Linked DNA regions of Mus musculus: region 1 is linked to region 2. The links are chromatin loops, found by intact Hi-C in ENCODE. Cell type or tissue: left cerebral cortex. All regions are shown on one strand. Each heading gives the region's core, and the rest is flanking DNA. Links, peaks and the distances in the headings are about the cores only.

Region 1 (7,528 bases), core at 2,831-5,330, 70 kb after region 2:
TGTGTGTGTGTGTGTGTGTGTGTGTGTGAGAGAGAGAGAGAGAGAGAGAGAGAGAGAGAGCTTATCCACCACATGAAGCCAGAAGAGGAGACCAGGAGTCTGATTCTATCTTTTAAACTTTAGTCCACTAAGGTAAAGTCTCCCACGGAACCTGGAGCTAGGCTGGCAGCTATTAAGCCCCAGCCATCCTCTGGTCTCTTCCCCATAGCACTGCGGGTTTACAGCCAGCCCAGCTTTTTCTGTGAGTGCTGAGAATTTGAACTCATGTCCTCATGCTGGAAAATAAACCACCCATACCACCACCAGCTACCTCTCAGCCCCCAGTGCTCACTCATGGCCTCGTTAGAGTACTGTCCTGTTAATCCATAGGACACACAAGCAACAAGAAGCTTGGTGCCCAAGCTTCCCTCCAGGCTTCTCAGAAATGCCCAGAACCCTGTGTTGAACACGGGTCTCATTTTAACAGACATCCAGATTGTTAGAAAAAGAAGAGAGTGCAGATCTGTGTTAGAGCCGGATGATGGGCGAGGATGGTTTTGTAAACTCTGCAACATTTCACAAAGACTTTATTCTTGAATGTAAACGAGAACAGTTTGAACTTACCCAGGAGTGCTGTGGTGGAGCAAAGGCTCTACATCAGAAGGGCACAGAGGAAATTGTAAGGAAGTAGATCCCTGTTGTTGGGGAAGAGAATGCAAGCTGTAGGCGATATGAGGTCACTTAGACAACGTTCAAATCTCTAACTGGGCGACATGTTATTCAGGAAGATAAATCGCCAGTACATTAAAAAGACTAATGAAACAAACCGGGTGTGATTTCCCCTTCCAGGGAAGGGGATGAGGGACTGGAGAGGAATACTTAAGAACCTCCAGACTGGTCATCTCCAAGATCTGACATTGCAGGACGGGGGTGTATAGCTCAGTTGACAGAGTGTTTGAACAACCCGAACAAAGTTCTGGGTTCAGTCTCCTCTAAACTAGGCATTACGTGCCTGTAATCCTTGCACTTGGAAGGTGGAGGCAGGAGGATCCTTAAGTTTGTGGGTATCAGCCTCTATAGCAAGTTTGAGACCAGACATTAGGTACTGTCTTGAATAAACAAGCTGTAGACGTGTGCTGAATTCAAATTCTAGACTCGCTGTTCCTCAGGGGCCTCATAATTTCAACGCTCTGAACTTTGGCTTCCCTGTTTGTAGGATGGTCACTGAGAGAGCGTGCTTAAAGCAGTGCCTGGTACCCAAGAGTACCAAGAGTCAATATGTGGATGTGTTACAAGGGTTACCCCATGTAACAGCGATGATGCAATTGTACGGCCAGAGATGGGAGAGGGCGCGGATCCACGATCCTTCACTAACTCCACATTGCTCCAGCATGTGTCTTGCCAGCCTTAACTGCTCATAAGATGCCGTGAGTTAGGTAGCAGCTACATACCACTCACTGCTCAGCTCCCAAGGACCCAGAGTGGTCACGCTGTTGTCAAGACCTTTGCTGATGTCAAGGACAGAGAGTGGGAGCTGCTTCTTGGCAGGCAAAAGAGGGATTTTACTTGCCTGCTTCAAGTCCCTCTGGGTGTGGATAGAATGCAGACTCCAACATGGGTGCTCCCTTTGTTGCCGACTCGGGGTCTGCCCAGATGGCAGTCCTGCCCCAGTGCTGTGAATGGAAGGGATTGTCGTGTGCATGGGAGGAGCTGGCTTTGGAGATCAATAATTTATTTGCTACAATTAAACTCGAGACTTCTGTCTCCAGCAGCAGATAAGCAAGTGGAGAGCTAACAAGGAGGAAGGGAGGGGTGGCTCTGACAAACTGGTTGTGAAGGCCAGGGCAGGCTGATTGAGTGCCTGTCATTGTTTTATGGTGGCAATAACATTGGCAGGCATCTGAGGGACCTAGGAAGGAAGGAGCCAGCTGTAGGCACAAGGCAGGCAGTCTACTGGAGTCATCAGGGAAGGCTTGGGGTCCCCAGGCCCTGTGGAAAGCAGTGAATTGATAACAAGCTCACTCTCTCCTCCCTTTCTGGGTCAAAAGAACTAGGGGCTGCTGGAGTATGTAGTTCAGACATGGGCACAGAAAGGTAGCTGAACTCAACAGGACACTATGGGGGTAGACTCATGAAGAATGACTGTCCTTAAATGGCAGAAATTTAAACAGGTGGTAGGTTAGCCTTCAGGAAGAACTGCCTCCTACAATCTGGAGAACTCTCTGGTGAGTGCTTGTTCTATGCCATGGCAGTTTATAAAAATGTGTTGATTCTTGTAACCCACAAAGTAGGCACTCCTATAATGCATTTATAGAAAGACAACTGGGGTCTTCAGAAGTTAAATGCCTTGTCCAAGGTCACAGCTCCTGAGTAATTAAGACAGCCTATTCTTGAAGTCTCTCCAGATAGTATCCTGTCTGCTAAAGAGGTCCTCATCTACCAGCTGCTATGGGATAGTCTCTCCTGGTTATCTTGCTGTGCCATTGGCCATCTATTGCAGCCATGCATGCATGTACTACATATATACATGCACATACTGCATAGACATCCATGTACGTCCACATGCATGCACACACCACACACAATGCACATATAACATAATGCATAGATCATACATATGTGAACCAACACACAATGCACACATAGCATTCATGAACAGGTCACATATATGTACTTTACACACAATGTACACATAACATGAATGATCACATACAATGCACAAATCCTTGCCATCCACACACAATATACTTATAGCATACAGGCACAATCACATACACGCACATTACACACAATGCATGCATAACATCTGAGCACATGTCACACACATGTATACCCACACAACATACAAATAGCATCTGTGAACATCTACAAACAATACATATATAACATATAGGTACAGATCACACATGCACATCCCCATATAGTGTACAAAAATATATATATACACATACACACACACACACACATACACACACACACACATATATATCGCACATGTGCACATACTATGCCAAATACTTGCATAGCATCACATGCAAACACATAACTACAACACACCCCACCTGGCAAGATCAAACATATGCACATTGTCCTCCCCACCCCACCCCCCACAACTGGTGTGACTGGAACAGCATTGCCCTCATCTCCCTTCCTGGCTCACCTGAGGCATGAACAGATTGAGGAAACCGTAAGGCCTGATCTCCATCCGCCTAACTAGAAAGGGGTGTGGCCTCATACCTGGCCCCCATGCCTTCTAAGACACAGCTCCGAGGCAAGGCATCTCTGTCTTATTAACCATGACATTTGGGTCCAGTCCGTTCTGTCTTACAAGGTGCTGTCCTGTGCACTGTAAGATACAGTATCCTAGCCTCTATCCTTCAAGGCCAGTACCATCATGATGTGACAACTAAAAGTATCTTCAGACCCACTGTCTCCTTGTGGGGTACAGATGTGAAGATTCAGCTTCAGATCTTTTCATGTGGATTACTTTAGATATGGGGGCCACGGAGTCTGGAGCATAGCTCAAGGTCATTCTTGGCTACTTAGTGAGTTCACGGCCAGCTGGCTGCATGAGACTCTGTGTGTGTGTGTGTGTGTGTGTGTGTGTGTGTGTGTGTCTGTCTGTCTGTCTGTCTGTCTGTCTGTCTGTCTGTCTGTCTCTGACATGTATAACCTGGCTTCATGCCAGCAGTCCCCCACTCCTCTGCCTATACACCCATCCCTACTGTCCTCATCTGTTTTATGGGAGCTGGGTCAGCTGTGGGCAAGACTGTGTTTTGTGAGTGAGAAGGAAGGCAAGACATGACCCGTCCATCATCACTTCTACAATCACTCCTTGTAACTTTCAAGAAGCGAGCCACGCTTCCAAAAGTTGGGGCACAACAGCTGGATAAATAGGCCTTTCTCCCCAATGCCCTCAAAGTCCTAGCTGTCTGCCTGCTCCCCGCATGGCCTTCTGAGACTCTAGTCCACTCTGCAGGCAGCAGCAAGCACAAACGCCTCTCTGTGCTTTCTCGGATGGGAGTTTTCCTCCCTCATCTTCTCCTTTAGAAGTGCTTGGGTTTTTTTTTTTTCCCCACTCATTCACTTGCTGAGCCCTCCCCACCCCCTCCTGCGCAGTGGCCTCCTCTTCCCCCCTGGTACACCTGACTTATTTATTTATTTATGGCCAGAGTATTTGAGCTGGGGGTTTAGTTCGGTCTATTAAGCTCCCTCCTTTTCCTGCCTGGGAACCTGGGTAATGAGTAACCGTAGCGTGCTACAGGCAGCTGTCTCGGACAACCCAAGAGACTCCGTGGAGCCGCATAAGGGAGCGTTTGTTCTGTCCCAGCTCAATAGTTCCTTGTGCGGGAGGCCGTGATGGGAGGGAGGCAGGCAGGGAGGCAGAAAAGAGACAGACACTAAATCACCGCGTCCTGACAATTCCTCTCTTCTCTCCCACCCCCTTCCTCCCCAACCTGCCCTGGTGACCACACATTTGGGACTTTCCAGCTCCTCTCTCTGAGCCTGTGGACCTGACCAGCAGCCCATGCACAGCCCAAGGAGAGGTCTTTGGCCAGTTGAGGTTACATGGAGCCTGACGGCTGGTCTTTCACATGGGGGGGGGGGTGGATTTGGTGGCCTGGTTCCCTCATTGTGTTAGGAAACACAATGCCCATTGTCCCCAAGGTCATGTTGTGATTCAATAAATCTTCAGCCATTGGCCCCCAACCTTGTGGGCCTGGATCTGTCATAAAGCTATTTGAAAAGTGCTTTCATGAAGTTGTTCAAGTGTATTTTGGGATTAGTTATATGCCCCACAACCAACAGGGGACTCGTTAGGACCTTGCTTGACCTGTGTCATTCTGTAGACAGGGAAGTCAGAAGAAGATGGAATTGGACATATGGCCTCTAGAACACCCTCCTTGCCCAACCCTGAACTCCAGTCACACCAACACATTCCATGCATGGTGATTGGACACCTCCACTGAGCTAGCTGCTTAGCCAGGTCCTGGGAATGGCTATCAAAACAAGGAGGGTGTGGCCATGCTCTCAGATTACAATGGGGTAAAGAAAACATATCAGAACCAAATTTCAGTGAGTAAGGTAAGCCCAGCTATACTACGTGGTTAGGACACACATTAAATAGCTGGGGACAGAAGAAATGACAAGATTAAAAGGTGGGTAATCACTAAGGAAGATTCCCGAAGGTAGCCTCTCCTCCAGGCAGAGGGGATGTTTTACAGGGGCTCTGAAGGAAAAGATGGACGGGGATGGTGAGAAGCATGGGCAAATGATTCACAATTCTTAGTAAGCTCTGGGCTATTCTTGGGTTAAGATGTGTGGAGCCTTGTGGGGACCTTTGAAGGAGCTGCTCTAAGAGACAGCAGCTCTGATCTCCCATTGGAAGGTACCTGGGAAAGTGAGAAGAGATGGCAGTGGGGAAACTACTTAGAAGCAGATGCCAGTGGTCTGGACAAAAGAAAATGACAAAAGACAGAGTAGGCAAGGTAATGACACCAAGGCCAGCGGATGCAAGGTCCATTGATACAGTGTGCCATGGTGTGTTGCCAAGAGCAGAGGGGAAGTGGCCCTGGGTCTCCAGGCTGGGGTGACTGGAACACAGATCCAGAGGAATGTAACAGTCCGAAGGTTCTGCTGTCTGCAGCTGGGAAGATGACTTTGAAGAAAAGTTCAGTCAGTAAAGAGCTTGACTTACAAGCATAAGGACCCGGGTTTGAGACCTGAAGCCTCTGTAGAAAAGCCAGGTACAGCAGCATGCACTTATAATCCCAGCATTGAGGAGAGAGAGAAAGAAAGATGGAGTCCCAGAACTCACTGACCAGCCAACCAAATCTCAGTCAGGTTCAGGCAAGGGAGAGACCCTGTCTCAAAGTCAGGGTGGATGGTGCTCAAAGATAAATATCCGAGGCTGACTGTTGGCTTCACACACTCACACATGCTCATGCACTTGAGCTGCACGCACACACACACACACACACACACACACGCGCACATGCACACGCACACGCACGCGCACACGCACGCGCACACACATGCACGCACACACACGCGTGCACGCGCGCGCGCACACACACACACACACACGCATGCACACACACACGCACACACACACACACACGCACGCACACACACCACACACACACACACACCACACACACAAGCATGCACACACACACACACGCACACACACACACACGCACACGCACGCGCACGCGCACGCGCACGCGCACGCACACGCACACGCACACACACACACCAGTAACAAAAAAGCAGAGCAGAACACTTAGATGTGGAGACTGGGTTAGAAGTAGAGTTCGACAGACAAGAGAGGGGAAAATATCCTAGCATCATCCGGAAATGAAAGTTGGGAGTCAATGGGAGGTCAGAGCTGCTGTTTCTTAGAGCAGCTCCTTCAAAGGTTTCCATGAGGCCAGAAACCCCCTTGCCAAAAAGCTGGGTCTTCTCTCTGTAGCAGGGTGGTAACGAGATTGTGTGACTGATAACGGAACCAACATGAGATGATACAGGTTCGAGTTCCAACTTTACTACCATTGTATGAATCAATTATTTTATGACTGAGTACTCAACACGCCTGACCTGACTGTATATCTACACAGAAAGGCTGCAGCAGTACCCATCACCTCAAACCATGGACGTGAAGCTTGCATGAAACCGTCAAAGGATGCTGTAAGTTCTCTTATAGTCTAAGTTCAGGAGGGCAGAATCATCCATGCATGGATCCCAGTGGTACCTTGTGTTTCTGTGAGTCTATTAAAAAATCCACCAGTGTGTGAAACATCTTGTAAATTAAGGATGGAAAAGAAAATATTCTTTTCTAGTTCAATATGGGAGAAGAGCTCTAGAAAAGTTGGGTGACATCTCCAAGATAATCTAGCAGGGGCAATGCCATTGTAGACCAGGAACCCCATGTTTTAGCCTAATGCAGGCAACCTGACTGACGGTTAGTCAACGATGCTTTGTGTCACATGTGACACAAAGCTTAATGGAACCTGGTTTAGAAAGTGAGATCATGGGTTATGAAGAAGTCCCAAGGAAGATGAACTTCAGAACTGAGGTTTGCTGATCCATTGGGACCTCAGGTACTTTAATTTCACCTTGATCTTGATCCTGGGGCTCATCTTCCAATAAACTTCAACAAAGTAATCAATGATAGCTGAGGCTATCCCAAAGGAGAGAAAAAGCCCTTAGACAGCAACTATACACTGTTGTGTGAAGGAGTCATCAAAAACTCAATGGCTCAAAACCACAAATACCGTATGTGGCAAATACACAGATCAGGAATTTGGGCAAAACTTAGATTAAGTCTCTTATCTTATATGGCCTGATACATGGGAGCTATTTACTGATCCTCTGCAGATAAGTAGCTGGGCCCCATGGACCAAGATGACTTCAGTCAAGTCTCTGATACATCTTTGAAGATCTCAGTGGTGGGTGAATAATAGTCTCTGGCTATCAGCCTAAGAACTGTGTGTCTATGACCTGCAGACATTTTCTTGGTGTTCAAGGACGCTAAACAGATGGACCA
Region 2 (7,528 bases), core at 3,281-5,780:
GCCTTTATCTGCACCCAAAGATCTTGTCCTCCGTTTCACCTAAGCGAGCCAGCCTTTCTCCCATGTAGCTGTCCTCTAGGGAGATCTAGAGTGGTCCACCCACAATCCTCTTCCCACAGTTTTCCCTTCCAGGCCACTGGCATTGGAGAACGGCCCACAGCGCCACCATGTGGTAGTCTGGCTTCAAGACTCACTATGAGGCAATGGGGGAGAAAGGCTTCAAAAAGGCCAGTGAGGTGCGTCTCTGAGTTGCCTCACCTCGAGAGGCTTAAATAGAACTTCTCTAAATTGGTGTTGGGCTACATTTACTCTCTCCATAAAGCTAAAGTCTATCTGTCTATTAATCTTTTCTATCTTTATCTTCTATTTATCTCCTTCTGTAGGAGTTGGTAAACATTCCCTAGATGTTTTGCAAAAGTCGTGTTTATCTCCCCGCTATCTGGCTCTCAGCATTTCCCACCTCGTTTACCTCATCACAAAGTAGATTCATCATCCTTACTCCTTCTTTCCAAGAATTAAAATAGAGCATTTGGGTGATCCTCTGCAAAGAGACCAATAGAGCAGGAAGCTGTAACAATCAACGAGGTGTGGGGAGGCCAACCGCAGAGGCCCCTGTTTGCTATTGTGGGTTATTGTACGTCACGTTTAGTGTTGTAGTAACTTTAGTAAGATTCATTTATCTTATTTTGTCTGTATGAGCGTTTTGCCTGTTTGTGCACCATCCCCACAGAGGTCAGAAACAGAGTCATGGATGGCTGTGAACTGCTGTAAGGTTGCTGGGAATTGAACCGAGATCCTTTGTAAAAGAAGTCAGTGCTCTTAGCTGCTGAAGCCCTACCCCCAATATATTTTTCAAGAACTGGGTATGACCTGATGTCTTAGTTAGGGCTTTACTGCTGTGAACTGACAAGTCTTGTCAGTATGAGTATTTGGTCAGGGAAAGGGGCACCATGACCAAGTCAACTCTTATAAGGACAACATTTAATTGGGGCTGGCTTACAGGTTCAGAGATTCAGTCCATTATCATCAAGGCAGCAACATGGCAGTATCCAGGCAGGCACGGTGCAGGAGGAGCTGAGAGTTCTACATCTTCATCTGAAGGCTGCTAGCAGAATCCTGGCTTCCAGGCAGCTGGAAAGAGGGTCTTAAAGCTCACACCCACAGTGACACATCTACTCCAACAGGGCCACACCTTCTAATAGTGCACTCCCTGGGCTGAGAATATGCAAACATCTGACTTGTCCACAGTTAAGAGGGTTCTTTCTCACGGACCATCTCAGAAAATAAGGCATGAGGTTACTCACGCATCTTCATGGCATCCCTGTGATTCCCTAGGCTCCCTCTTTTTTGGGGGAGAACTGATTGGGCTGTAAGTGGTCTCCAGAGACAAGCTTGCTTCTGATGTCTTGCTCCGAAACCCACTAGCAACTTCAGAAGAGACAGCCCTGTGCCCAGAGAGTCTTTCTTTTGCTTCCCTTATTACCTGGACTAGATTCCAGACCCCTCTGATCTCACCTCACTGTCTCAAAACAAGGAGGCTACCGAGACCCCCACCCCCACCCTGTTTGCCCTAAGCAGCTAGCAGCCGCTTCTCCCTCCCCCCATCAGCAGCACAAGGGGCTCTTTATGCTCACCCCTTCTTCCTCCACTGTTGCTTCAGCCGCCCCCACCCATGTCCCTGGCGACAGGGGCCGGACATCTTGGCAGCAGGAGCCATAGATTCACAACATGGGCTCTGTTAGCCTGGAGCAGCCAGGGGAGGGGCAGGCCCACAGAGCCCTCTGGGAGCCAATGTGCTTTCTATGTGGCTTTCCCAGGCACTCAAAAGTGATACGGCTCCCTGTCTACTCCACGGCTCTATCCATCTTCCCCGGCAGCTGGTGTGCAGATACTTCAGGGAAGGAAGCTATTGTCTTCCAGGACAGACCACTGAAGCGGCCCTCCTGTAGGGAGGGTGGTCTGCATTCCCATAGATTCTGCGTGGCAAGCTGAGGTAGCTTTGGGACATCAGTGCCTGTGTAGTACTGAATAAGATCATGTGTCACCAGTCTGTTTCTAATGATTGCTTGGTGGGGGCTGCTGACCCAAGGCAGAGGTGTGGCCATTCTTTAGCAAGTAAGGGCATTTAAGTTCTGTCCACCAGATTCCCAAACTCACAAAGCTAACATTTCCTGAGCTCCTTCCACGTGGAGACCTTGTGTCTGGACACAGGACACCTTGTATCCCATCTTTGCCTTCCAGCCTTTTGTGTGAGAGAAGATGATATACTCACTTTGCAGATGTAAAATGTAGGTTGGACTGCTCAGGGCAGATGTAGGTTTTGACCCCAAACAGCCCAACTACGGAGCCTGTGCCTCTAACCACTACCCTTCTTTGCCTTTCAAGATAACACATCTGTTGTAACCTAAAGACTTAGAAAGAGTCCTCCAAAGTGGTAGGGAACTGGGGTCAGCTTCCGTGGGGGCAGTATGTCAACCCCCATCATGAGTACTTTGGATGTCCTCTGTTGAAATCCCGGCTCAACTGTCAAGAGCATCTTCTATCTCCCTGGGGAGGCCGGGAGACAACAATGTACAAAAATCACGTCAGTGAGAATCAGTCTACGCGGCCAGTCCTACAGGAAGCAGATGCTAATGTTGAGGAAGGCTTTGAGTGTGTCTATAGGTGCTTGCCGCTATGGTGAGAACCATAGCCCTTAATGGCTCCCCTGAGTGGTGGGTAAGGAAGAATATACAGAACAGAGGGAGGAAGAGGAGGTGAAAGGAGGAAGGGAAGGATAGAGAAAGGGAGGAAGGGAGTGGGAGCAAGGGAAGGGACACCCCAGAGAGGTGGGACCAAGATGATCTGGTGGCACCTAAGTCGTGAACTGCTTGCCTGGACCCACCTAGTGGGAGAGGTGGACAGATGGGCAAGGTCACTGAGAAAGACAGAGATACAGAGCAGGGGTCACTTGTCCTAGAAAGTTCCAGAATGGAGGTGATTGGGGGTGGGGGTGATGTCTTAACTGCCAGCGCTGCGGAGGTTCTTCCATGGCAGTGGGCCCTGCCTCATTCAGTTATTGGACTTATTGGACTAGAATGGGTCCCAAGTCCTCTATGACTGGGAATGCTTATGAGATAAGCGGGGTGGGGAGGATTGAGGAGGTTAGAGAGACACAATGGGGGTTTGTAGCGATACAGGCACACTGGGGGGAAGACACCCCTGTGACAGTGTGACAGAGTTTGAGCTGATACAGATACAAATAAAAGCCTTCCCGGAATGTTCAGGTGCCACCCGGAGCTGGAACAGGCAGGAAGGATCCTCCCTAGAGCTACCGAAGAGCCTGGCCCCGCTGACACCTTGACTATGGACTTTTGGCCACAGGAACCCTGAGAAGTCTCTGCTCCAATAGCCCCAAGGAACTCACGGGGAGAGTCTGCCCAGGCAGCAGCTCAGGCCTCCCTGACCTGGTCCTTGCTTAGCTTTCTAAACCACTTCCTACTACAGAGCCTGGAATTCACGTCGTAATCCATGTCCCATCCACGGCCACGCATCAGCTCCCCTTGACCTTTGGCAGTTTTGCTAGGAGGAGGAGGAGGAGGAGGAGGAGGAGAAGGAGGAGGAGGAGGAGGAGGAGGTGGAGGAGGAGGAGGAGGAAGAGGAGGAGGAGGAGGAGAAGGAGGAGGAGGAGGAGGAGGAAGAGGAGGTGGAGGAGGAAGAAGAGGAGGAGGAAGAGGAGGAGGAGGAAGAGGAGGAGGAGGAGGAGGAGAAGGAGGAGGAAGAGGAGGAGGAGGTTAAAATTTGGGAGGCCAGTCCTTCTCCTCCAGATCTCCCTCAGTTCAGTTTGAACCAGACGGCAGCAAAGCAGCCGGTGTTCTACCTCCTTCAGCAACCTTCAGAGTGGGGCCCATGGGAGAGTCAGGGCTGTCCCGTGTTGGAGCTATTAAATTGTCATAAGAAAGAGGCCTTTGTCGCAGGGACACAGCCCTCAGCCCAGTCACAGAGACAGATTGTGCCAGAAAACAAATAACAGAAGAAAGAAAAAAAAAAAAGTTCAACCACAGCATTCTTTGCAACTTCAGTCACTTGCCTCCTGTCTGTCCTTAAAGGACGAAGTTCCTTTCATCATCCTGATTCCTACCGAGAGGTTATTGGCTTTTAATTCCACCCAGAACCCAGAGCCCTGTGGAGACCCTTGCCCAGACCATCTGCACGGCCTGCTGCCTGCTTTGGCAGCCATGACCACGGGCCTGCGGGAGGGGAGACAGAGGTCCCTCAGGCCTGGACAGGCGCTCAGAAGAACCAAGGCTGCAGCTGGAGTTTTCAGTCAATAGGGGTCAGCAGGACTAAGTTCTGAACACCTCAACCCACAAACCTGTGTTCAAATCCCAACTAGTATCTGCAGCCCAGGTCTGGGGGGCAAAGGGCACTCTGGACCCACGTGACCAGGGAGCCCCTGACTCCACCCCCATCCAGCCCCAAATCTTCTCAGAATATTTCCCACAAAACCCTTAGCCCTGGTAGCCAGCCCGGGCCACACAGCTGTGCTTGGGACTTCCCAGTGGAGACTTTGCAGGCAGTTCTGGCAGCCGGGCTGCCTTAGCTGGATCTTGTTGTCCTCAAGGAGACTAAGAAGGCCTGGCCTCTGGGGAGTGAGGCCCACATCCTGCCTGTGAAGATGGGCGCACTCCTAAGAAGGCTTTGGGTTGTGGTGCTAGGCCGGCGCTCTGCCTAGCTCCGATGTCTCCTCAACCTCTTTGTGATAGGACTTCACTGTGCAGCCCTGCCTGGCTCCAAACCCGAGACACTCTTGTCTCTATCGCTCAAGAGTGCTGAAGTCACAGGCTTGTGCCAGCACACCGGCAAGGGTGATTTTAAGAAACAATACAACACCGTAACCCAACAAGATGTGGCCGTGAATATGGCTCAGTCGGTAGAGCCCTAATGCAGCCTGCTCCAAGCCTTGGGTTCGATTCCCAGCATGTCACCAACTGGTCATGGTGGCACATGCAAGGTCTTCCTGAACCTCAGATAAGCCTGAGGCCATGCTGGAATAAATGAGACCCCCGCCTGCCTACAGATAAATGAGGCTGTAAAGAAGGTATATCCATATTGGAAGAGACTACAGTGTGAATGTGGGGGAGGGGGAGGGGCTACCCTGTCCTTCTCCAAGTCCCCAAATCCAGGCTCTAGCCCTGACGTGGTGCATAGCACGTCAGGGTCGGGGGGAGGGGGGCGGCCTCAGCTGTTCCCATGAGCTCCTGGTATACCACATAGGGTGAGAGCCAGGTTTCCAGAAGGAAGGCAGGCAAAGAGGGGCTCACGGAGCCCAGCCTCTGCGCCCTCTGCCCTTCTGCAGGGGCGAGTTCTCCCAGATCTTCTGTATCTGAGCACACGGCCTCTGCAAAGCTCGGGAAGTCAGCTGAGGTGGATGGCTGGGGTGTGTCCAAAGGTCGGGAGTGCAGGATCCAGTGCGGAGCGACGTGCAAGTGCCCTGTTCCAACGGCAAGAAAATGACTTTTCTTCTTCCCTCTGTGGTAGTTCCCTCAGCTTGTGATGCTGTGCACGCGCGCCTGTGGTGTGCATGGTCACTTTAGCTTTTATTCATAGTAAAATATACCTGACAGGACACTCACTTCCACAGTCGTTTTATGTGAGCTACCACCACACGCTGGACGGCTGACATGACCACCCATTTTGAGAACTTGCTGTCTTGTCCAAGCTACACCCTGTGCCCATTTAACACCAGCTCCCCCCTCCTTCCCGGCACCCAAGCTTTCTGCCTTCTCTGTCTACCCAGTCGACTGCCTTAGAGATGCCTGTAAGAATTTGTCCCATTGCATCTGAACCCGTCACTTAGCATAATCTTCCTGAGACTCATTCATAAGGTAGCCCGTGCCGATCTCCTTTCTTTTCAAGGCTGAGTCGTGGTCACCCTCAGAAATGGACCTTATTTTGTTTCTACTTTGTATCTCTATTCACCTGTTAGGGGAAAAACTGGGTCATTTTATTCCCTCAGCCCTTGTGAGCTTTTTTTTTTTTCACACCATTGAAAGGGTGTGGGGTAAACACGTCTCGGAGGCCCTGCTTCCAATTCTTCTCTGTGTAGATTCTAGGAAAAAGGTTCCTAAGTCACTGCGATTTTGATTTAGAGGACTCTGTCAGGGTGTGACATCTTTGCTGTCACACAGAGCAATGTAGAAGGAGGAGACCCTCACAGACTCTCGGAGCCAGAGACCAGGCATGTAGGAGGTGCTCACTTCTGAGTATGGCCCCCATATGGCCGTAGCCACACATCCATCCGTATTGCAGGCCTTGTAGTGGGGAGAGGAGAAAGGAACTGGGAGAAACAGTGAAAGTAAGGAACTACTCTGATTCTGGTGATGCCCCTCATGACTCCAGCCCTGTCACTCCTCAGCCTGGTGGGTGACATGCTGCATGAACCCTGCTCTGAAGCCAGGCAGCAGTACCAGGTGACCTGCTGTAAACTGTATACCCCTGCCTGGCTGGCTCAGCAAGCCACCCTGTGACCACAGTCAGTTCTGCTTTCTGGTGTTCTAGTGCCCTTCCTCTTCCCTGGGCTACGGTTTCCTTACCTGCAAAACAGGACTTGTCAAGAGGAGAAAAAGCAAGAGTCTTGTGTACAGTCCACCAAGGCAAGTGAGACACTCCCAGGAGGGACAGTGTCTGTCCCCATTCCCTATCTGTCTTCCTTTGGTACCTGTGGCTGAGTGTAATCTACCCACCGCCTATAATAGTGGTCGCTGGTCCTGCACCCAAGTTCCCAGACTCCATTGTCTAAGGACTAGGTTGGTTTTGGAAAAATCACCTTCTCTGTCTCAGGTTTTCAGTCAGTATAGAGACACCAACCGCTCCCCAGGCCACAGCGTTGGAGACAGAAGGCAAGTGCATATGAATTCCAAGCTTGGTTCCAGAATGAAAACAGTGTCAAGTCAGGTGATGGCTTGATAGTGGTGGTGCGGTGCTGGGGGGAGGGGGAGTGCTGCCTCTGGTCATGTCCTAAGGTAAGCAAATAGAGCTTAGGGCACAACTAGATAAGGACGAAGGACTGGATGGTAGCAGTTGCCTCCCTGGCCTTGATGGTCTCCATCCTGCTGGGCTTAGGGGATGTGTGTGAAAGGGTTTGCTGTTCAGGTGTAAGGACCAGAGTTTCAGTCCGCAGAACCCACAAAACTCCAGCGGTGGCTCAGTGCTTCTACAGGGCGATAGGAGGCAGAGACAGGGTAAACATTTCTGGAAGCTCAAAAGTACACAGTGCGTACCCATTCACACACATAGGTACACAGTGCACACACTCAGATGCACACATACACACACAGACACACAGTGCACTCATATTCACACACATAGGCACACAGTACACATACTCACGTGCATACTGCATAGGCACACAGCATGCACACATTCTCACACACAGGCACATGGCACATACACATTTACACAGTACATACATATGCATACACACAGGCATGCACACATACACACACGGGCACACAGTGCACACACACAGGCACACAGTGCATACATA

Evidence for each region. Peaks named below come from ENCODE experiments on the same cell type or tissue, not always from the same donor. Only the 100,000 strongest peaks of a DNase experiment are listed, where the experiment ranks them.
Region 1: it touches region 2 in a loop (2.9-fold over the local background); 1 of 42 quality-filtered maps calls a loop at or near these places.

The regions. Positions count from the first base shown.
Region 1 is chr11:113,218,279-113,225,806 of GRCm38, reverse strand. It overlaps Gm39505 (a long non-coding RNA gene), which reads left to right and starts at 6,527. Exons shown (of 3, transcript XR_880299.2): 1 at 6,527-6,669; 2 at 7,360-7,430. In left cerebral cortex, for the core only: no CTCF peak of the experiment used is centred there; DNase peaks (open chromatin) are centred at 3,919 and 4,298; H3K27ac peaks cover 184 bases.
Region 2 is chr11:113,288,990-113,296,517 of GRCm38, reverse strand. All of the region lies in intron 7 of Slc39a11 (solute carrier family 39 (metal ion transporter), member 11), which reads left to right. Among named protein-coding and RNA genes, the nearest start is that of Gm51927, 16 kb to the left of the region's middle. In left cerebral cortex, for the core only: a CTCF peak has its summit at 4,317; DNase peaks (open chromatin) are centred at 3,983 and 4,243; H3K27ac peaks cover 310 bases.